Linked DNA regions of Mus musculus: region 1 is linked to region 2. Evidence: chromatin loops called from intact Hi-C (ENCODE). Cell type or tissue: heart. All regions are shown on one strand. Links, peaks and the distances in the headings refer to the core of each region. The heading gives the core; the rest is flanking DNA. Region 1 overlaps Fbxl20 (F-box and leucine-rich repeat protein 20). Region 2 holds the start of Fbxl20 (F-box and leucine-rich repeat protein 20).

Evidence for each region. A loop is a pair of places that touch in the nucleus more often than their neighbours do. Peaks named below come from ENCODE experiments on the same cell type or tissue, not always from the same donor. Only the 100,000 strongest peaks of a DNase experiment are listed, where the experiment ranks them.
Region 1: a loop joins it to region 2, with 2.4 times the contacts of the local background. A loop is called at or near these places in 6 of 42 quality-filtered maps.

The regions. Positions count from the first base shown.
Region 1 is chr11:98,078,057-98,089,834 of GRCm38, reverse strand. It overlaps Fbxl20 (F-box and leucine-rich repeat protein 20), which reads left to right. Exons shown (of 15, transcript NM_028149.1): 15 at 137-7,281. The coding sequence ends at 244. Among named protein-coding and RNA genes, the nearest start is that of Stac2, 30 kb to the right of the region's middle. In heart, for the core only: a CTCF peak has its summit at 3,079 (motif pointing left); DNase peaks (open chromatin) are centred at 1,434 and 6,856; H3K27ac peaks cover 502 bases.
Region 2 is chr11:98,148,796-98,160,148 of GRCm38, reverse strand. Fbxl20 (F-box and leucine-rich repeat protein 20) reads left to right here and starts at 10,533. Exons shown (of 15, transcript NM_028149.1): 1 at 10,533-10,833. The coding sequence starts at 10,792. It overlaps Med1 (mediator complex subunit 1), which reads left to right. Exons shown (of 17, transcript NM_001080118.1): 17 at 1,680-6,488. The coding sequence ends at 4,908. In heart, for the core only: a CTCF peak has its summit at 8,056 (motif pointing left); DNase peaks (open chromatin) are centred at 9,608, 10,508 and 11,018; H3K4me3 peaks cover 2,092 bases; H3K27ac peaks cover 1,836 bases.

The sequences.
Region 1 (11,778 bases), core at 1-8,000, 67 kb after region 2:
AGCCCGGCCTTTGTGCATCCTAGGGGAGCTTAGCATCCCTGCTCTCAGCAGTCAGCCCCTTGGTTTCTCTAAGAGGCAGCGTTGTGATCTCGCCCTCTGTAAGCACTCTCTCATAATGTTTTCTGTCTTGTTTCAGACCCATTTACCCAACATTAAAGTCCACGCCTACTTCGCCCCTGTCACTCCGCCCCCATCAGTCGGGGGCAGCAGACAGCGCTTCTGCAGGTGCTGCATCATCCTATGACAGCGGGGTGGCCCACCATGTTGAACTGAGTATTTAATGACACTTCTAGACATACCGTGGAGTCTCTCCGGTGGAAGCGACCCCAGCATTCTGGGCAAGGGTTACAAAGTGAGGGCAGCGTCCAGATCCCCAGAGCCGCACATACACAGGCACAGGCGTCCTCACCCCATCTGCTGTGGTTCTGGGACCATGGCTCTGAAGTTCATGCCGGCTGTAACAAGTGGGTTGGTAAAACCTAAGCATTCCTGTTGGACATGCCCAGAAACAATCGCAGGCCACGGTAGAGGGAGGGGACATTCCAGCAGAGCCCAGTGTTACTGCTTCTGTGGTTTCTTCATTTTATTAAGGGGTTTCTGTGGGGGGTTTGGAACAGTAACTATGATCCTCCAAGGTGAGAGGTAGCATGGAAAACAATATATGATTTATCCAGGGACCAGAAAGAAAACTTCTCCACATCCTAGAAATGGTAGCCATCCATTGGGAGACTCGTGGGCTTCCTTGTTCCCGTGCTGACATGCTGAGCATGTTCACAGAGAAACTCATCCTTTCATCTGGTGTTTGAGTATTTGACCCAGAGGTTTTTTTAGCGGCTGCATTGAAATCACTGGGGTCCAAATAGAATTCCTTTTCTTATCTGCTCAGTTTGTCACTGTATGTCACTGCACCCGGTTCTCTCGCTCACTGCCACCCGCGCTCGCTCGCGCTCTCTCTGTCTCTCTCTCTGTCTCTCTCTCCCTCCCCCTCTCCTTCAGTCTGTCCTCAGGATGCTGCCCACTCGATTGTTACTATGTTGCTATTTGTTGTGTTTACAGTTTGCATTTTGGATGAATTAGTTGGGGTCACCAAACATTTTTAAAAGAAACATCAATAAATATTTTTTTAATCTAACTTTTACCATCAGGGGACCCTGCCTGAATCTTTGCCAGTCTGGAAAGAAATTCTAACAAAAGCAGGAAAGTTATGATAAGAAATAGTCGGACTGTTTGGATGGAAAAAAACTTTCCTTAGGGTTTCTGTTGTATCCTATGCTGTATGCTGGTTTGCACGCTGTGCGCTGTCCCCCACGTGCTGCCCCACCCCACCCCCACATTTCCTTCCTTCTAAACTCACTGAGCTTACAAGAGAAGTGCAGCAGTGTGTAGGGTGGGTGATGAATCCCAAGCTGAGCCTGGATTCCCGGCTACCCAAGCTCCAGCACAAATGACCAGTATCCTGTGCCAGCAGGCGGTGGGTGTGTCCTGTGCCAGCAGGCGGTGGGTGTGGCCTCTGCCTGTCTGAGTTACTTGAGTTACTTGCTTTGCAGCAGTGCTGGGGGGGGGGGGGGGGCTGCTTTTGGTTTCTTGGTCTCCTCCCACAACTAATCCCAGGAGGGATACAAGAAGAGTCCTGTAATAGCTGGCTGCTGTGTTAACGTTAATAGAAGACCTAAGCATCTCCGCTGTCTCTGCAGACTTCCTCAGAAAGGGGACATGAAAGCAGCCAGCTAGGAGCACTGGGGCAGCCAGAGAGCCCAGAGAGGGAGTGGGGGCTCAGAGTCTACCAAGGCTGGAGAGGGAGTGGGGGGCTCAGAGTCTACCAAGGCTGGAGAGGGAGTGGGGGGCTCAGAGTCTACCAAGGCTGGAGAGGGAGTGGGGGGCTCAGAGTCTACCAAGGCTGGAGAGGGAGTGGGGGGCTCAGTCTACCAAGGCTGGAGAGGGAGTGGGGGGCTCAGAGTCTACCAAGGCTGGAGAGGGAGTGGGGGGCTCAGAGTCTACCAAGGCTGGAGAGGGAGTGGGGGGCTCAGAGTCTACCAAGCCTGAGCACCTGACACCAGAGCAGAGGGAACAAGGTTAGTACCTATGGCTCAGTCAAGAAAAAGCCTCTTCAGAGAAACACACAGAGAATGGGAGAAATGAGATGAGTTTTAAGGCATATTTCTAAACCCCGATGGTAGAAGCTTTGTGTGTGTTCATTAGAGTATTGGGAGAGGGGCTTTTGGGACCTGAGTGTGCAAGCCTGTGACCCTGGCATGTTAAAAGGGAGGGCTGTTTCATGCCATAGGTGCAGGTTCTGTCAGAATATATAGGAAGAAAGTCTGATGGATTTCTCATTACTGTAGAAAACAATCAGATGGAAGGCCCTCGAACGCTATACTCCCACATTTATTTATTGTATTAAACTTATTGAAAATCTTATTTTATTATGCTCTTTTGAAAGCTAAATTACTTGTGTTTTTATTCCTTTTCCCCTTTATGTTCAAATTACCTTGAGAGAAATCTCCTTTTTCCTCTGAGACCGTCTTGTTACATTGCTCACCTGACTGGTCTCAGTCACCTGGACTCCAGTTACCCTCCACTTCAGCGGCTGGGACTCGTGGCTAGTACTGCTTCCCCAGACTGGGTACCTCCTACCCCCCCTCCCCCCCACACACACCCCATCGCCCCAGACAAAGGCTTATACTCTGTAGCTCTGGCTGGCCTGGAATCTTGTCTTGGCCTCCTTACTGCTAGGATTATAAAGTTAGGCACACTAGCTCACATACACACTTGCAAATGTAGATACCCTAGGTCTTTCAAACAAAATCAAAAGAAGGTGAGGGACTATCAGCTCTAAACTATATCGTTTGGGGTTTTTTTTTTTCCCCTAAGTGCCTAATAAGTTGACAGTAAGACCTGAACACTGAACAGGTAGCAGACTCTGATTGCCCCAGTCTGAGTCATTCAGGAACTCTTTGGTATGCATTCAAGTTTGAATGAGTTTCCTAACTACTAGTGTGTCAGAAGTCTTGAAAACGCTGTCTGCCTGCTCAGAGTGTTGCTACACGCAGGTTTGTTGGCTTTGTCTTGGTGACCCCTGCTGGTAAGGCAAATCACCACCTTTCTAGGCCAAGAACACGAGTCAAAAGGAGGGATGAGGGGTCTGCTGATGCACAGCTCTGGCCGCACATGGTCAAGCGGGCGTCATATTCCTTTCTTAAGTAACGCAGGCCCATCATGCATAGAGGAGCATAGAGAAGCACTGACCTCTGAATCCAAGTGCCAGCTCCCACATGCGGAATACTTGTAAGAATTGGATAGGGTTTTGGTTGGGTTGATAGGTTTGGGGTTGTTTTAGGACGGACCATGTGTGGAGCCCGGGGCCTTCTCAAGCATTAAGCAGACGCTGAGCTGTAATCATCAGTTCTAGTAAGGATTAGCGTGAAAAGTTCCTTTTTGAGAAAGCTGATTGGGGGCTGTGAGTCTGATACCAGCACTCCTGTTGGCAGATGGGTGGTGGGCGGAGGCAGGAAAATCCGCCAGAAGCCTGAGGGCCCTCCATCTCCAACCTGGAGCACATAACACTGACAAGCAAAACAGACCCCGCCGTACCAAGGTGTGGAGGGAGAATTGTCCTGTGACCTCCATACAAGGTGTGGCATGTACGTGCCTGCACTTCACAGTATGGATATAAAAGAGGGAGAGTGAGGTATAGTGGTTTGTGCCTATATCTCGACACAGGAGATGCAGAGGCTGGAGGGCTGCTGCCTGTACCTGACCAGATTGGAGTACATAGCAAGGAGGTGGGGGGCGGGGGGAAGCCTGGTGGTCCATTTGTCTCATTTTACACCCACTCCCAAACATGCCTTTTACAATGGGGAAAGAAAAAAAATGAGGCCTGAGTGAGATCAGCCTCAGCTACACTGTGACACTGCTTAAGCAAGCCAAGCAAAAGGAAGAATAAGGTACCCTCAAAGATGGTGCCCTAAGCCTCCAGGTGGCCAGGAGGGATTGCTAATATGGAGAAAGATCTTGAATAGACAACGTCCATTGTAGGCTCCGCTCCCCTGCGTCATCTGGAATATCCTGCCCCCATTTGCTGCTGCCGCTTTATTAGACCTGCAAATGTAGCCACTGATCTCTCCAGTTCTTCCAGCACCCGCCCTGCCCTGTGTCTAAAGCATTGTGGCATCCAGTCTAGCATCCTTGGATTCCTTTCCCTGCTCACAGCAAGCTGTCGTGGGCAGAACTGAGCACAGCACAGGGGAGTGGCAGTGGCTTGGGATAGTTCTCAGGTGATGGTCCGTGGGGTTGGGGGTTGGACTTGGAGTTGAATTTGAGATCTAACTGGCTCTGAGGAGTAAAGGGACCTAACATGACCTCTCCCCCAGTGTTTGAAGTATTAAACCGCTCTGCTCTGCTTAATGTTTTAGAAATGCGGTGACTGGCCCTGCCCTCACCCTGACAGCCTTTCTGGAGGTGAAAGTATCCCTCAGTTTGTTTTTGTAGATTTCCAGTGAGATTTCTGTGTCTACTAGGTAGGTAGCAGGCATGTAAGTCCGAGATGGTGTTTTAAGCGTTTCCCAGGGAATGTTGTTGAGTGACTTACCATGCTTTGTTTGGGGTGTTCTGTACCGTTTGGAATGTTTGTTGTAGCTGTGGGCCACTGACGTCCAGTCTGGACTATTTGTAGCTGTGTAGACTATTTGAAGTCTATTTGATATTTTCAGTTGTCTTCTAAAATGTGTTTGAAAACATGCCTTGACTTGGCATTGTTAGGGCGTAGGAGAGTTGTCACTGAAAAGAAGAGAGAGACTCCCTGCCTGTCCGTGGGCATTGAGACTTGGAAGGCCTCATAGATCATGACTGACCTTGGACTGTTGAGATGGCTCGGCAGGTAAGCACTGTTTGCAGGCCAAGTCTGACAACCTGTTTGTGATGGTGAAGGAGCGGTAATGCCGGCTGGGAATTGTTGTGACTTCCACGGATGTACCATGGGATCCATGTGCGTTAATAGAAAGGATTATGTAAAATCCAAGGCTGATGGCTCTAAAGTCAGGCAGCTCATGGAGTCATAAGTGAGAGGGTAGACAAGGAATGAGCCCTGAACCTTCTCTGAGTTGTACAGGTGGGTTTCTGTGCTGTGGTTTCTGCTGACAGACCAGAGGATAAGCCCAGCCTTCTTGAAGACTTGAAGACAAACAAGTCTTAAGTTAGAGGGATGAGGGGAAGTAGGAGTCACAAACCTGCTCACATTTATTTTTGTCTTAAGTCTGCATCAGAAGATGCAGAAAGCAGTGTTATCTATCAATAGGGCATGATTAGCCCTGCTGATTTGAGAATAAAATCTGGCTGTAAATACAATATCCAAAAGACCTGACTCTACATCTTCATTCTCCAGCAAGAAAAAAAATTAAATATATATATATGCTATTTAAGCACTGGCTGCTGTAACCCTGCCTTATTCTTTTTACCTGCTGGAAACCACAGGAGACAGGAGACAGAGCTTCTGGGGTTTCCCATTGGAGCCTGGTTCACAGTGTTGTGCGCTCTGATTTCTCTGCACATCGTTTCTGCATCTCTGGAAAACTCTCAGTTATTTAGCATCCTCTCCCTTGAATGGGAGTTTAAGAAAGTTATTTGAGAGGGAAAAGCTTTTGTTACACAAACCATGCGTGGAAGGTTCGAGGAGAACATCCTCCTGCAGGTCTTTGGTCTCTGCCACAGGAGTGTTTGATCTAAGGCTTTGTGGAGTCAAGTTTACAAAGATGTCAGTACTTCTCAGCCAGAGTGGCTCGTAGAACAAGAACCATGAGCAGGCAGAAACCTAGTGTCGCTTTCCACTGTATGGCATGGGCAGGCAAGGCTCGTGAGGAGATGCTTTGCCTCAGGAAGCGCATCTGTCCTGTGCTCATAAGACTTCCTTTCCATGGGACACATTTACTTCGTTTTTTTCATGGTATCAACTCCATGCCCTTTGGTGGCAAGAAGGGCTTCCTTACTTCTGGGGACAGCATTAGTACCAAGACAGGAGTGTGGACAGTGGACAACAGTCCTCCCCCTTGGAAGGGGTGGTGATAGACAGGTGTCCTCTGCCAGGTCCCAGGAGATCTTTGAAGTTACATCCTTTTGCTCCGTTTGTCGTGTTATCTCCAATCTGCCCTGGTTTGCTGCTTACATATGTTTCTTCCTGTACCCTAACATTTTCCTCTCAGCTCCACAAAACATTCAACCACTCACTGTTTATAGCCCTGGAGACCAGGGACCTCTAAATGACTGCGTGGCGTGGCTCATTAGTTAGACAGGAGTGCCCTGGCTCTGCAGCAGTGAGAAGGGCCTTGCTGTCTGTCGCCATCTGGGTGTCCATAGGAAGGCTTGCTCCTTGTAAGGATCTTTTCTTACATATTTCTGACGACTGTTAATCTCTAACAAGTGCTGAGCCCGATTCCTGTGACCCATCCCTGCCACACTCCTACCTGACACACTGACACCTAGATCCTGTTGGCACGTCCCAAAATCTTTAGGCCAGCCAGCTCTTCCTCCCTGCTGTAACCCCAGAACTGACCCCAAGAACCAGGACAACCCCGAGGGGAATCTGGGAGAGGCTCGAGGTCACTTTTCCGTTGGTTTTATCCACTCTGGCCACCTCTGTTCTTCCTCCCAGGAACTCTTTGCGGTTACTGTTTCCTGGTGTTCAGCTTAGCCTTGCCCACCTTCCAGTGACCCTGAGGGCACAGACCTGAGTATCCCATGTGGCCTGTGCAGAGCTCAGAGCACTGTGAGGACCACCCCCTTCCGGTCAGGCCGCTCAGGGACAGATGGATGGGTACCTGGTGCTGTCTGCAGAACTCAGTCTCCAGTCCTGCACCCCCACTCCGCTGACTCCCTGAGGGGTAGCAGGGCAGTCACGGTGTGATCCCTGTGCCTAGCTGCTGGGCCTGACCTGGACTTCGCTGTATGGGGGCTGCTGCTTGCTTGTTTTCTCACCAGGCCTGTGCCAACACTTGGCCACTCCCCAGGCCCTGAACTGTTCCCCAGTGGGGACTTCACGCCACCTTTCACTAGCTAAGTGACTGTATGTACACCTCGTACTTCCAGCATCTGAGGATGTGGGGGTGAGGATTGTTTTCAATAAATAAAATCCAAGGAGGCAGTAGACGATTCTTTTTGCTTTAAAAATCTTTGGACTAAAGATATGTTTTTATATATATAAATATATAAAGTAAATTGTTATGTAACTATTATTGTTCCTGTATGTTCTAATTTTGTTTTATGATGTAATTAAAGGAAATCAGCTGTGAAGACTTTTCATTTCCCTGTGGAAACAGCCTGATGAGCTATGATTCCTAAATATGGGTCTTAGAACTGCAAAGGCTCTTGGGACTGAAGGGACTTTTGGGGTGACATCGATGCTTTTTAAATATTGTTTACTCTCTTCACTTAAATATCATCAGTTCACTTAATAACCTTAGTCAATACTCTGCTAATAACTATTACTTGATATCTCATCTCCGGGAGACGTCAAGAAACAAAGGGCCTAGCATAAATCCGAGCTGCCTTAACAAGGCTCACCCAGGGGCTGGAGAGAGACCTCATCGATGAGTTAAGAGCACTTGGACCCTTGCAAAGGACCAGGGATCCATTCCCAGCACCCACATGGTGGCTGACAACTGCCTGTAACTCCATTCCCAGGGGATCTGATGTCCTCTTCTGACCTCTGTGGCCGCCGTGCACACACCTTGTTATGGATGGGTTGTGAACCACATTTGGTTGCTAGAAACTAAGGTTCTGCAAAAACAGCGAGTGCTCATGACCCCCGAGCCATCTCTCCTGCTCCACCTACCCGCCCCAAGCTCCTGGACACAGCCTCACCTCGTAGTATTAGCGGTAGGTCTGCCTGTGTCCAATCTGCTTGTGTCTGGCTGAGTTCTGTCCCAGCACTGCTCCCTGCAGAATCCCTCAACCTGAGTCCCTAGCTTCCCTTTCCCTTGGCAAAGAAGGGTGAATTCAGGTGGAGCAAGTGCAGAGAGATGCATACAAATGCAGGAGGCAGAACGTCCAGGCTCAGACCAGTAGCATACACGACCCTTGTGGCTTCAGATAGCTGGCTCCACTCGCAGTATCTAATCCAGGTATGGGAATAGTAACGGCTCACAGCAAACACCACTGTGTTCCTTGCTTTTCTTGGCTTCATTCTGACGAAGATCCCAATATCCAGCCTGTAGTAAAGGTCTAAGGGACACACACAAGTTATTTATAGCAGGTTCTTGTCACTTTGGTAGAGATGCATTAAGAGTCAAACTTGCTCATGGCTTCAGGCACAGTGATGCATTCCTCTAATCCTAACACTTAGAAGGTGAGGTGCTTGGGATCCTGAGGCTACACAGAAAAACCCTGTCTCAAAAAAGTCGGGAGGGGGGGTGGGCGCTGGTGAGATGGCTTAGCGGTTAAGAGCGCTGCTGACGACGGTCCTGAGTTCAAGTCCCAGAAATCATGGTGGCTCACAACCATCCGTAATGAGATCCGATGTCCTCTTCTGGTATGACTGAAGAAACATACAGTATACTTACGTATAATAAATCTTTTTTAAAAAGTCAAGATTTCGGGGGCCGCTAGAGGGGTCACTCCACAGCTAAGAGCGCTTGCTGCTCTTACAGAGGATCTGGGTTCAGTTCCCAGCACCCACATCAAGTGGCTCAAACCACCTGTGGCTTTAGTTCCAGCAGATCTCTTGGCTCCTCACGGCCTCTGCTGATGATATGTGCTCACACAGGATAGGCAAATTTAGTCTTTAAAAAGCAGAACAGGTTCAAGGTCATCTTTGGCTATGTGACAAATTTGAGGTGAACCTGGGCAACATGACACCCTGTTTCAGACCAAAAATGGGGAACACGGAAAAAGGCAAATGAATTGTACCTGATTCAGTAGACAACCCCATTTTGAAAAAATGTTACCCTACAGTCTCAAGAAAAAAACCCTTGAGGCCTATGAAATCCTAAATCCCAGTTGACATCCCCACCCCACCCCACCCACCCCCACACAGAGACTTTCAAAGGCAATTTCTTGTTATGTATCCCAGGCGAGTCTCAGAAATGAAATCTTTATGACTCAGTCTGCTGACTGCCGGAATTACAGGTGTGTGACATCTATTCTTTATGCTGCATTAAATTGCAGATGAGGTCTGAATTAGTCATCTGTGGGCCATACAGCCCCTGGGAGGCAGCAGAGGTGTCTGCCTGGCTTATCCGATAACTCCGTCAATGTTAACTTTCTGAAGGAGACAGTGCCCCGGTTTTTAAGTAGGCAAGCTTCTCTTCTGTCAATCCAGCCTGGGCTTGCTCGTCTTCCAACCCATTTTCTCTAGCCAGAGCCCATTAGATGTAAGATTCAACAAGGGAGTCTGAGCAAAGAAACTGTCATAAGGAAACCCATTATTTTGAGCGCTAAAACAATGTTTTGGCAGATGATTGGTGAGATTTCTGAGGGGATGAAGGTGCCTGCTGCCAGTCCTGCCAACCTGAGTCCCATGGTAGGAGACAACCAACTCATACAGGTTTATCCTCTGACCTCCATACATGCCAGCATGGGTGCACCCAACCCACTAGTGTGTAGCTCAGTGGTAGAGCATCTCCAAGGCTGTGTTCAGTCTACAGAACTGCAAAGAAAAAACTCATAGGAGGATATATGTATGGCCTTAATATGGGGAAAGATTGCTCAAGGCTTGAAAACATTTTGAAAGACCCCTGAAGAGAGCAGACCCTCACTCAAGTCTCGGGATGACGTGACCCCCTAAGAACTCACGAGAGACCGACCTTGCTGCAATTGTACAAGGTTTATTGTCAGGAACCAGTGCGCTGGGTCGACTCGTATCGAACGCAGGGGTAGAGAAGTTCGACCCCGAGTAGCTGGGAAAGGGGGTATTTAAAGGAAAAAACCACAACCCAAGTGGGTAGGTAGGGCATTATTGGAAAATGCTGAAAATACCAGTGAAAAGTGACAAGGGGGTACTAAAAATCACAAGGGGAAACTCCCTGCTTCTCAGGATTGTTCTCAGGATTTTAATCTAACTTTTGTGGTCGGCCGGTTCCTGGAACAGGGTCACTGAACGGGCTAACCTACATTCTTGGTTCTCGGGGGTCTGAATTTTTCCTGGTCTTTCAATTTAACAACTTCGGTTTCATTAAAGGCAGGTGTTGATGGTATGTCATTGGTTACATGTGCAGAGCCTGGGTCTGATGCCTAGGCCTGTCTTTTGTCTCAGCACTGGGGAACAGCTATGTGAGTCCCCAGATCTCTAGAGCTAGCTTTAAGTTGACCCAAGAGATCTGAATGTTGAGTTGTAGCCGTCTTTGCTACTTTGTGGGTTCTTTTTCCCATCCTTTATACCCCCAGTTTCAACTTCTATCACTAGAGAGAAGGATAGAGAGGAAAAAGAGAGATCTCTGAATCTAATATTTGTTTCCTCTTTGCTTATAACTAGTCTTTGCTCGTTTGTAGGTTCTCCCCCTCCCCCACCATTTCACCCCCATCACTACATAGGAGGAAAAGGATAGATGGGTGGGAGGAGAGATCTGAATCTAATTTCTTCTTTTTTCTTTGAGCACTACTAACAGTTCAACCTACTCCCTCCCAACAGCCACCAACCCCACCTTATCGGGGTTCTAGCACTTACAAATCCTCTGAAAAATTCCCAGGATGTCAAATATCACACCATTGCAGAAATGATCTACACCTGGCAAAACTACACCTCTGCCAGGAGCAAATCATAGCCAGCTGCCGTGAAGCTGTGCCACCTCCCCACACCTGGGATTAAACCAAGAGCATAGTCTCATCATATTTATTTCATCAAATAAAAACCTGGGGGGGAGTTATTTATTTATCTTCCGTGTATTGTTGTTTTACTTGAATGTATTTCTATGTAAGAGTGTTAGATCTTGGAGTTACAGACAGTTGTCAACTGCCCTGTGGGTACTGGGAATTGTGGGTACTCTTCCTCTGAAAGAGCAGCCAGTGCCCCCAACTGCTGAGCCATCTCTTCAGCCCCCACCCCCGTGTGTGTGTGTGTGTGTGTGTGTGTGTGTGTGTGTGTGTGTGTGTGTGTGTGTAAAGAAACTAAAGTTCCAGAATTCTTATTACATTGAGTTTTTTGGAGGCTGTAGTAGCTGCTTTTTGCCCAAACCAACTGAGTGGAGGGGGTGGGAATCCAGCCAGAATGATTTTGCCCCAAGTCACATCCCTTTCCCTATTAAGTGTTCTTTTTTGTTTTTTTTTTAAGGTTTTTCTTAAGACACTATAGCTGTCTTTAGACACACCAGAAGAGGGCATCAGATCCTATTACAGATGGTTGTGAGCCACAATGTGGGTGCTGGGAATTGAACTCAGGACCTCTGGAAGAGCAGTCAGTGCTCTTAACTGCTGAGTTATCTCTCCAGCCTCACCCCTATTAAGAATTTAAAGAGTGCTGGGCATTGGTGGCACACGCCTTTAATCCCAGCACTTGGGAGGCAGAGGCAGGCGGATTTCTGAGTTCAAGGCCAGCCTGGTCTACAGAGTGAGTTCCAGGACAGCCAGGCTACACAGAGAAACCCTGTCTGGACAAACCAAAAAAAAAAAAAAAAAAGAATTTAAAGAGTGCCCGGCGGTTGTGGTGCACGCCTTTAATCCCAGCACTTAGGAGGCAGAAACAGGTGGATTTCTGAGTTCGAGGCCAGCCTGGTCTACAAAGTGAGTTCCAGGACATCCAGGGCTATACAGAGAAACCCTGTCTCAAAGAAAGAAAGAAAAAAAAAAGAATTTAAA
Region 2 (11,353 bases), core at 3,354-11,353:
CACTGTAGCTGTCTTCAGACACTCCAGAAGAGGGAGTTAGATTTTGGTTTTTGTTTGTTTGTTTGTTTGTTTGTTTTGGTTTTTCGAAACAGGGTTTCTCTGTATAGCCTTGGCTGTCCTGGAGCTCACTGTGTAGACCAGGCTGGCCTCAAACTCAGAAATTCGCCTGCCTCTGCCTCCCGAGTGCTGGGATTAAAGGCGTGCGTCACCACACCCGGCCCTAGATTTTGTTAAGGATGGTTGTGAGCCACCATGTTGTTGCTGGGATTTGAACTCAGGACCTTTAGAAGAGCAGTCAGTGCTCTTAACCACTGAGCCATCTGTCCAGCCCCCTACTTACGGTTTTTTAAAAAACTCTTATTGCTCGTTGTGAATTTCAGATTCTGCACCACAGTCCCACTCATCCTCCCATCCCGCCACATCCACCCTCTGCCCTTGCGACCTCAAAGGAAACAAAAAGCTTGTTTGTTTGTTTGTTTGTTTGTTTGTTTTGGTTTTGGTTTTTTTGGGGGGGCTGAGGGGAAGCTGTACTGTGTCACAGTGTGTCCTGAGGTATGCCCGAATCGCTTTCCTTAAAAATGTTCAATGCAGTGAGTCATTGATCTGGTTTGAGGCCTCTGTCTTCTGCTTCACTATCAATACTGGATCCTCACTGAGGCTCCCCTCAGATAGTCTGTTGTTGCCCTGTATCATGGAGATCCTGCAGCTTTGGATCTGCAGGACTGGACCTTTATTTAAGTTTTGAGGCATGGCCTTGTGTTTTCCAAGCTGGCCGTGATAATGTAATTAAGGCTGACCTTGAATTCCCAATCCTTCTGCCTTAGATACCCAAGTGCTTTCATCAGAGGCATAAGCCACTCTACCTGGTTTATTTGGTGCCAGGGAGAAAACCCAGGGCTGTGTGCCTGGTAGGCAGGCACTGTAATAATTGAGCCCCATCTTCATCCTCAAAATAGATTTTAATAGATTGTGATTAACTTTGATTGGAACGCTGCTGTTCATTTTACATATCCCCAGCACCTGTCAAGTAAAACTGTCAACATCTTGAAGATAAAACACTTAATAGTTATAATGCCCAAAATATCAGTATTTGCCTCAGGGTAAAATTTGTTAACACACATAGTAAAGCAAAATGTCTTAAAAAGTCTGTTGAGAATGTAAACTTACCCAGAAGCTAAAACTAGTCTGTGCTAAGATAACTAGTACTGCAGACCAGCAACAGAACTTTCCAGAGTGGCTTTTGCTATATTTCCTCCTGAGTTTACTTATCATGACCTTTCCTCCCCAGGTTTCTTCCATAGTTTTCATTTTTGAGACAGGGTCTGGCTGTTGTAGTTCAGACTTGCCTTGAACTTGAAGTTCCCGTGCCACCCACGCCTGACAACTTTCTTTTAGCTCAGTGTAAATTGTTTTTGGACTCTGTTTTGGTTTTTGTGTGTTTCATAAGAAGTTAGTTTTCTATTGGATTGCAATTCTTTTTAGAATCAATATATCCAACAATTTGGCATTTGTCAAATTTCTCTTGTATTACAGAGTACTTGCTTTATGTAAACATTGCTAACTGCTGTTTTCTGAGGCTTATGTAAATCACAGGCAAAAGTAGAGCCTTTTGTTCCAAATGATGATTTTATTCATCACCAATGCAGTGTTAACTTACATGGTTTTCTCCTATCTTACAGATGTATGTCCATTCCTGTGACGATGAGGGCTATTCGGAGGAAGGCTGAAACCATACAGGCTGACACCCCAGCACTGTCTCTCATTGCAGAGACAGTTGAAGACATGGTGAAAAAGAACCTGCCCCCGGCTAGCAGCCCAGGGTATGGCATGACCACAGGCAACAACCCAATGAGTGGTACCACTACACCAACCAACACCTTTCCGGGGGGTCCCATTACCACCTTGTTTAATATGAGCATGAGCATCAAAGATCGGCATGAGTCGGTGGGCCATGGGGAGGACTTCAGCAAGGTGTCTCAGAACCCAATTCTTACCAGTTTGTTGCAAATCACAGGGAACGGGGGGTCTACCATTGGCTCGAGTCCGACCCCTCCTCATCACACGCCGCCACCTGTCTCTTCGATGGCCGGCAACACCAAGAACCACCCGATGCTCATGAACCTTCTTAAAGATAACCCTGCCCAGGATTTCTCAACCCTTTATGGAAGCAGCCCTTTAGAAAGGCAGAACTCCTCTTCCGGATCACCCCGGATGGAAATGTGCTCGGGGAGCAACAAGGCCAAGAAGAAGAAGTCGTCAAGAGTCCCACCTGACAAACCCAAGCACCAGACTGAAGACGATTTCCAGAGGGAGCTCTTTTCCATGGATGTCGACTCACAGAACCCTATGTTTGACGTCAGCATGACCGCTGACGCGCTGGATACACCTCATATCACCCCAGCTCCAAGCCAGTGTAGCACTCCCCCAGCAACGTACCCACAGCCAGTGTCTCACCCCCAGCCCAGTATTCAGAGGATGGTCCGACTGTCCAGTTCAGACAGCATTGGCCCAGATGTAACTGATATTCTTTCAGATATTGCCGAAGAAGCTTCAAAGCTTCCCAGCACGAGTGATGACTGCCCACCAATTGGCACCCCTGTTCGAGATTCCTCAAGTTCTGGGCATTCTCAGAGTGCCCTCTTTGATTCTGATGTCTTTCAAACTAATAATAATGAAAATCCATACACTGATCCAGCTGACCTTATTGCAGATGCTGCTGGAAGCCCCAATAGTGATTCTCCTACCAATCATTTTTTCCCTGATGGAGTAGATTTCAATCCTGATTTGTTGAACAGCCAAAGCCAAAGTGGTTTTGGAGAGGAGTATTTTGATGAAAGTAGTCAGAGTGGGGATAATGATGATTTCAAAGGATTTGCATCTCAGGCATTAAATACATTGGGGATGCCAATGCTTGGAGGTGACAATGGGGAGCCAAAATTTAAGGGCAGCAGCCAGGCTGACACGGTGGACTTCAGTATTATATCAGTAGCCGGTAAGGCTTTGGGTGCTGCAGATCTGATGGAGCACCACAGTGGGAGTCAGAGTCCTTTACTGACCACTGGAGAATTAGGGAAAGAAAAAACTCAAAAGAGGGTGAAGGAAGGCAACGGCACAGGTGCTAGCAGTGGATCAGGTCCAGGGTCAGACAGCAAGCCAGGCAAGCGCAGCCGCACTCCCTCCAATGATGGGAAGAGCAAGGATAAGCCTCCAAAGCGGAAGAAGGCAGACACTGAGGGGAAGTCCCCATCTCACAGTTCTTCTAATAGACCTTTCACCCCACCTACCAGCACGGGTGGGTCCAAATCCCCAGGCAGTTCAGGACGATCTCAGACGCCCCCAGGTGTTGCCACCCCGCCCATTCCCAAGATTACCATTCAGATTCCTAAAGGGACAGTGATGGTGGGCAAGCCCTCCTCTCACAGTCAGTACACTAGCAGTGGTTCTGTGTCTTCCTCTGGCAGCAAAAGCCACCATAGTCATTCTTCCTCCTCCTCTTCCTTAGCTTCTGCTTCCACCTCAGGCAAGGTGAAAAGCAGTAAATCTGAAGGCTCATCAAGTTCCAAGCTCAGTGGCAGTATGTATGCTAGCCAAGGGTCTTCTGGATCCAGCCAGTCCAAAAATTCATCTCAGACTGGGGGGAAGCCAGGCTCCTCTCCCATTACCAAACATGGACTGAGCAGTGGGTCCAGCAGTACCAAGATGAAACCTCAAGGCAAGCCATCCTCCCTTATGAACCCTTCTATAAGTAAGCCAAACATATCCCCTTCCCATTCAAGGCCTCCCGGAGGCTCAGATAAGCTTGCCTCTCCAATGAAGCCTGTTCCTGGAACCCCCCCATCCTCTAAAGCCAAGTCCCCTATCAGTTCAGGTTCCAGTGGTTCTCATGTGTCAGGAACTAGTTCAAGCTCTGGTATGAAGTCATCTTCAGGGTCAGCATCCTCAGGCTCAGTGTCTCAAAAAACCCCTCCAGCATCTAATTCTTGTACACCATCTTCCTCTTCGTTTTCCTCAAGTGGTTCTTCCATGTCATCCTCTCAGAATCAACATGGCAGTTCCAAAGGGAAATCTCCCAGTAGGAATAAGAAGCCTTCCTTGACAGCTGTCATAGATAAATTGAAGCATGGGGTGGTTACCAGTGGGCCTGGGGGTGAGGATCCAATAGACAGTCAGATGGGCGCAAGCACAAATTCTTCTAACCATCCCATGTCCTCCAAACATAACACGTCAGGAGGGGAGTTCCAGAGCAAACGTGAGAAAAGTGATAAAGACAAATCCAAGGTCTCTGCTTCTGGGGGGTCAGTGGATTCCTCTAAGAAGACTTCAGAGTCAAAAAATGTGGGGAGCACGGGGGTGGCAAAAATCATTATCAGCAAGCACGACGGAGGCTCCCCGAGCATCAAAGCCAAAGTGACGCTACAGAAACCTGGAGAAAGTGGTGGAGATGGGCTCAGGCCACAGATAGCCTCATCAAAGAACTATGGCTCTCCACTTATCAGTGGTTCCACTCCAAAGCACGAACGGGGTTCTCCCAGCCACAGTAAGTCGCCAGCATATACACCACAGAATGTGGACAGTGAAAGTGAGTCAGGCTCCTCCATAGCAGAGAGATCCTACCAGAACAGTCCCAGCTCAGAGGATGGTATCCGACCACTTCCAGAGTACAGCACTGAGAAGCATAAGAAGCACAAAAAGGAAAAGAAGAAAGTCAGAGACAAAGACAGAGACAAGAAGAAGTCTCACAGCATGAAGCCAGAGAACTGGTCGAAATCCCCCATTTCTTCAGATCCGACGGCGTCTGTGACAAATAACCCTATCTTATCTGCAGACAGGCCTTCTAGGCTCAGCCCTGACTTCATGATTGGGGAGGAAGATGATGATCTCATGGATGTGGCCCTGATTGGCAATTAGCCTAACTTTCTAAACAGACACGTCCAGAGGAGAAACTAATGATATATGTAAACCAACCCGAGGGGTGAGTCAGACAGGCCCTGTCAGTGCTTAAGAGCCCTAAAGGGCATGGCCTCTACACCAAGCTGGGTACATTTATAAACATACATCTAGACCCTGCTGCCGAAACCATGTGGTTGGTTGTTCAGAAACAAGTCATATTTCTTTGCCAGAAAGCAATGAATAAATTACTTGCTTAAGGGGAGAGGGGTGGTGGGAGAGGGTGTAGAGAGGGAGGGGTGGGAAATTGTTGTGGGAAATATTCATATATTTTTCTCCCTTTTTCCATTTTCAGGACATGCTTTAAACTCATTTTAGTGCATGTATTTGAAGGGCTGGGCAGAAAATGAAAAAGCAATACATTCCTTGATGCATTCGCATGAAGGTTGCTCACCTGTGGGAGATGCCCATTGGAAGCATGGGCACGGGAAGGACTTTGACAGTTCTGGACACTGAAAGCAATGTTTGGTGTCTGTTTCTTAGGAGTGATGGGGGAGGGAAAATTATTTTAGTTATTTATTTGTAATATTTTAATCCTTGATGTTTGTTTTTATGCAATGTTTGTTCCTAAATCTATGAAGGTTATGGTTCAGAACAGTAGGAGGCAGGTAGCAAGGCTCGCCTGGTGGGGAGCTCGCAGCCTGTGCTGACGCTGCAGCACCAGTCCCACAGAGCTAATCACAGCCTGTCTTTGGAGTTGAATAGAAAAACCAAAACTATTATCTTTGGAGGTTTTTCACAGGGTTCAGACACCATAGGAATATTAGGAGTGAGTTACCTCCCTATGCAGATAAAAGATTTATCTTCTTTCATTAAAAAGGAAGGGTGGCTTTGGGGGGTATACATTTGTTTTCAGAGTCTATACCCTATCGTATAAAAATCAGTATAGAATTAATAGTTCTCCTACTTCCACAATGTGCCAAAAGTCTACATCCCAGCATTTTGTTTGCAGGAGAGCTGATGCCATTCCTAAGAGCTGGACTCTTTGTTTCTCTTCATCACAAGAAGAAGGAGTTCAGACTTAAATCACTCCACTGTATGCTCCCCGAGATAAACAGTTAAAAAAAAAAAAAGCAGCCATAGTTCACTTAAAACAATTTCAAGCTCACTTGAAGTGATTAGGGCCTGGAATGCTAAGTGAGCATGAAGATAACCCTTGCTACCGTGTAGCACACAGTCGGACCTTTTTGGAGAAACAGGTCTGAGTCTGGATTCTGAGGGACATCAAAGGAAGACCTCATAAATAGAGAAATGCAGGAGACCGTTTTGAGTGCAACAGAAGTTCTCAGTATTTGGAGGGTCCTCTCAAAAGTCCGCGGCCTTACTTTGATTTCACCACCTGCACTGTGCCATTCCTGATGATTCCGTTTGGGATCTGTATCAGCGGGGTGGGGGTGGGGCGTGATCCCCAGCACAACTCTTCTGGATTACAAAACAAGCAAAAGCCAGGTGATTCATGTTTGTGTGTGTTATAAGTGGAGTGACTTCATCAGATACGGACGATTTCTACATCCAACACTGCAGGTTGTTGGAGTTAGCATAGACTTGGAAAATCTACTGCGGCTTTCTTTCCTAGTTCTCTTTTTTTTTTTTTTTTTTTTGTTTTTTTTGTTTGTTTTTTTTGTTTTTTGTTTTTTTGGTGTTCTCCCTTTTCTGGTCATTGGTTTTCAACAACTCCGCCATTTCTGTGTCCCAAGGCAATAAATAGGAAACAAAATATTGGAAAGTGGAGCAAGAAAAGTTATCTGTTCCCCTATCAGAGCCCGGTGTCTTGGGTGACATGGGCAGGGTGTATTGGAGTGCTTTCTCTTGTGGTGCTGACATAGTAGCCGTGCGGTATCTCAGATAAAACCAGGTTGGATTTCTCAGAAATTTGCCACCTGGTTGTGAATCCTATCTTCTTAGTTTCTGCAGGAAAATTGTTGTTATATGGGGTTTCATTTTGTTGTGGGTGGGGACAATCTCATGGGGAAAATGTACTGCATAGTATAAGGGGCTCAGGCCCCCCGAGCAGAGTCAAGAAATACCAAAATCAGTAAACTGGGAAGCTTTTCTCTCTTTCTGTCTTCATCCCAGATCAAAGAATCCCGAGTTAGGATCTGGATGAAGGATAAGCCCCTGAATTGCTGATGGGCACACCCCACACAATGACCCAGCATCTGAACTTGCTTAACAGGGAGCCGGGGCTAAACTGCTTCACCCTGCCTGGGAACCAGGGAGCACTGCATTTCTCCACAGGGTGGAGGAGAAGCGGCAGGATAAACCAAGCCTGGGACACCTCCCTCCCATCCAGGTGTGCTCACCCTCCTGTTTGAAAGACGGCAAGGACATGAAGTCAACGTGTACCTATTTGCTGCTGCTGCTGCTGCTGGAGTTTATGGTTTTTTTTTTCTTTTTTTTGACCTATTCTTCTGTCTTTGGGCTTCATGTTAAGGGTCTTTGGACAAAAATCTGCTCTGATGTACAAGAATATTTCAGTGTATCTTAAAACAAGTGTTTTCGAGGTGAGCAAGGGGACCTGATGTAATTGCCAAAGCCAGCTTGAGGGTGATAACTCTTGAATTGGATTTTCCTTTTGTCAGGCCAAGGCCTGAAAAATCTGTAACAGCAATATATCATGAATTTTCAGAAGAGCCAGTGGGTCCCATAGTGTCCTCACTGGTCCCAGCAGATGTCAGTATACAAAACATAATCAATCCCTGGGCAATCTTGTGCTCTACTTTATCTTCATCCTTAGCCACGTCCTCCTGTCATTTGTCTCGGAGTCACGTTTTGGAGAGACAGGAAGTATTATCTTAGAAACTAGGTTGGGAAAATGTTCAACTATAGAGCTGAGATTTAAATTTTGAGTTTAAAAATGTACATCAGGAGCAATGGAAAGGGTGTTTTCTTAAAGGCATTTCTAATTTGCTTTTCTGTGTGTATGTCTGTTCTGTAAATAATTTTTTCATTTTTGAAAGTGGATAAAATCTGTGGATTTTCCCTCTTAAAACAACACAAAAATAAAACTTTCTTTACATGCAAATAAATTTCTTTGATAAAAAGAAATGTGCCTCTGTGTTTTTTATTGTTTGTTGTTTTGTTTTTTTAAGATAGATTCTCACTATGTCCCCCTGCTGGTCTGGAACTCACTGTGGAGACCAGCCTGGCTTATGTTTTTTGTGACTAGGTTTCATGTAGCCCAGCCAGACCTTTAACTTGTATTGCTGAGGCGAACCTTAAACTCTTTTATCTTCCTGCATTCCTCTCAAGTGCTGGGGCTTTTGTTGTCTGTCTCTAGCAAGCCCAGAAGGATTCTGACCTCAAGCAGTCCTTAAGCGGCATTACAGGTTGGGATTACCTTGTGGGATTACAGTCAATATAAAATCATATTCGTTGAATATTTCCATTTGTTAACCTCTCAAAAATCCAAATTAATTAGAAACCCAACAGCTTCACTGAGTACTGTTCTAAATGAGCCCACAGCACAGTTGGTAGACCAATGAGGCCAGATTTTTTTTTCTTTCCCATACTTGTCTGTCAACTTTTCTCTTTCTCACCTTTTCTTGACTTGCAGTTAAACCTTTATCAGTAATTCTTGCTGGGAGAAACAGCTTTTGGATGCCACTAAACTTTGTTTTTTGTTTTTCCCCACTGCCTGAAGTAAATACTTTTAAAAGCATGGGGGGGAGGAAGAGCTGGAGAGATGGCTCAGAGGTTTAGCGCACTGACTGCTCTTCCAGAGGTCTTGAGTTCAATTCCCAGCAATCACATGGTGGCTCCCAACCATCTGTAATGGGATCAGATGTCCTCTTCTGCTGTGTACTCAATTGTGTACTCATATGCATAAAGTAAGTATTTAAAAAAAAAACATGTGGGACTCAGAATGTCTCATGTGAACTAGGTTTTTGTGGGCCAAAGAACTAAGTTTTTTAAAGGTAGTTTGCTTAGGAATGCCTCTTCAGGGAAAAAAAAAAGTTCTGTCAGGCGTGACAAATGCCTTTAATGCCAGAACTGGAGGCAGAGACAGGTGGATCTCTGACTTCCAGACGACCAGAACAGGCTTCATAAACAATCTCAAAAAAAAAAAAAAAAAAAAAAGGAACATTTTATTTTAGGGACTATAAATCATAAGTTTTTTTTAAAAAAGGTTCACAACATTTTGCTCTTTTAGTTTTTAAAGAGGACCAGCCTTTCTCTCTTTTTGTACACATTTGCTTATTTCATGTATGTGGGTATACTGTAACACTTTTGCTCTTAAAAGTTCATCTTTTTCAAGTTCTAAAACTAAGTAGAAAAGGTCTGACGACAAACTCGTAATTGCTTTGAGCATAAAATTGGAAGCAGTATTAAGGTCTAATTAGGACGGCTGGGATTTATGGTAGTTTTTAATATTTCAGGTTTGGTACATTTTGTAATGTCTCTGACGGAGCAATTTCACTCTCGGTTGTTTCATAATTCGTGGAAAATAGGTCATAGATTTTGGAAGTCTTGAAGGCTGGAGTTAACAAAAAGATGACAGACTACCTTTTATACTAGGAGCGAAATCCAATGGAAGAGTTTCCTATGGGCAACCGCCCCCGCCTACTCGCTCCTACATGCTTGTTTCTCCCGCCGAAATGGCGTCACGCCGTGGCTCTCACGAACCAGCTCTCCGATTGGAGGGTGAGCAGCCGCTGCAGCCCATTGGGCGCCAGCGGCCGGAGGGGCGGGGACGCCAATGGCCCTTGTGCCTTGCCCGCCCCCACCCGATTGACGCCAGCCCCTCCCCCGGCCCAAGGAATGGGTACTGGGCTGGGGCATTGCACCCCCTGATCCCGAGGTGTAGCCTCGCTGCCAGCTCCTGTGCAGAGCTGGCGCTACGTCCTCCTCTTAGCGCAACCAGCTCCTGCCTTCTGGAGCCTGGCACTGAGAGCCATCCGCCCCGCAGGGGCCCCCCAGGCCTCCCTGCAGCACCCCGTAATGCAATTCACCGGGGTGGGGGAGGCGGCGGCAGCACCTACGGCGGCAGCGGCGGCGGCACTGCCCCAACCTAGAGACGTCTAGAAAGAGGAGGAAAATGGCTCCGAGCAGGGACCGCCTGCTGCACTTTGGGTTCAAGGCGACAGTGAGTGATAGAGGACGGGAGCTGGGTGGTCAGAAAGACGTGGGTGCCAGCTCAGGCCGCCGGGGAAGTGATCAGATCAGAGCTGGGGACCCTAGGCTGAAAGCTCAGGTTCCGCGTGGGTCGCTACGTGCCAGTGAGCCCTCGCAGTGCTGGAGGGGATCCGGTGATGTTCCTGTCCCTGTTCTGCTCTTCTCGCCGGTCCGCGGGCACGCGCGCACTCGCACCCGCCCCACAGCACACACACCGTGCCCCCCCCCCCCACGCCCGCGCGCGCACCGAAGCAGGCGCGCACTTGGGCACTTCCCTGCTTCTCCTTGTCCTGGTGGGCTGGCGCCCGGTCACCCCACGTTCCAGGCGCTCGCGGGCTCACCGTCCGGGGCTGCGCCGGGTGGGGGAGGGGTGGGCTCGCGCCGCCGCCGCCGAGCGCTCCTCCCCTCCCCCGACGTTCCGAGGCCCGGGCGGCTCTGCCCAATGAGGAGCGGCGTTGCTGGCAGGTGGGGAGTGTTTTTGTTTTGGGTTGAAGTTGAGGCTTTGGAGAGGACCGAGCTAGCGACTGGCAGTCGTCGCGGCCGCGGACGCCGCGGGCGGTGGTGGAGGCCCCCGCGGGACTCGAGCGGTCGCTCCTCCGCGTCGGCCGGGCGAGCCTCGCCTTGCTGCCGCCGCCGCCTCCCGCTCCCGGAACTCCGGGGCCTGCCCTGGCCCCTATCTTTGCACTCCGCACGCCGCAGCGCCCTGCCCGGGCCGCACCCGCCGGCCCCATGAGGAGGGACGTGAACGGAGTGACCAAGAGCAGGTTTGAGGTGTGAGCTCGGAGGGGTCTCGGGCGGCGGCGAAGGCCAGCTCTCGCACCCCAAACAGTAGCTCGACCGGAGCCTCCTCCCTTGTGCGGCCCGCCACCCGCCCCCGATGCGGCCGCCGGCGTCCTCCCCTGCTTGCGACCCGCAAGCCCCGCGCACCGGCTTGCCTCGCCTTCCGGGAGGTTCGCCTGCTGCCCCTTCCACCCGCGGGCCCTGGCCGGGATTAGCCCTGGCGCCCTAAATCCCCCCTCCCCCATAACACCCAGCTTCCCATTCTCTGCCCAGCCCTTGGCTAGCCTCCTTCCACCACGCAGTGAAAGCACTCAGTCCCCGACTGGCCAGCGCCTGCTGCCTTCGTGAATCTCCACCCGAGCGGGAATCGATTAGTCCTCGGTGGAAGTAGGAAGTTGGGGGTGGTAGTAAACTGGGACGATAGAGGCGACTGTGGGGTTTTCGTGCTGTTTGGATATTCTAATACTTCCTCTTCCCCGTGTAGTCTAATACTTTTGTGGTTCATTGTTTA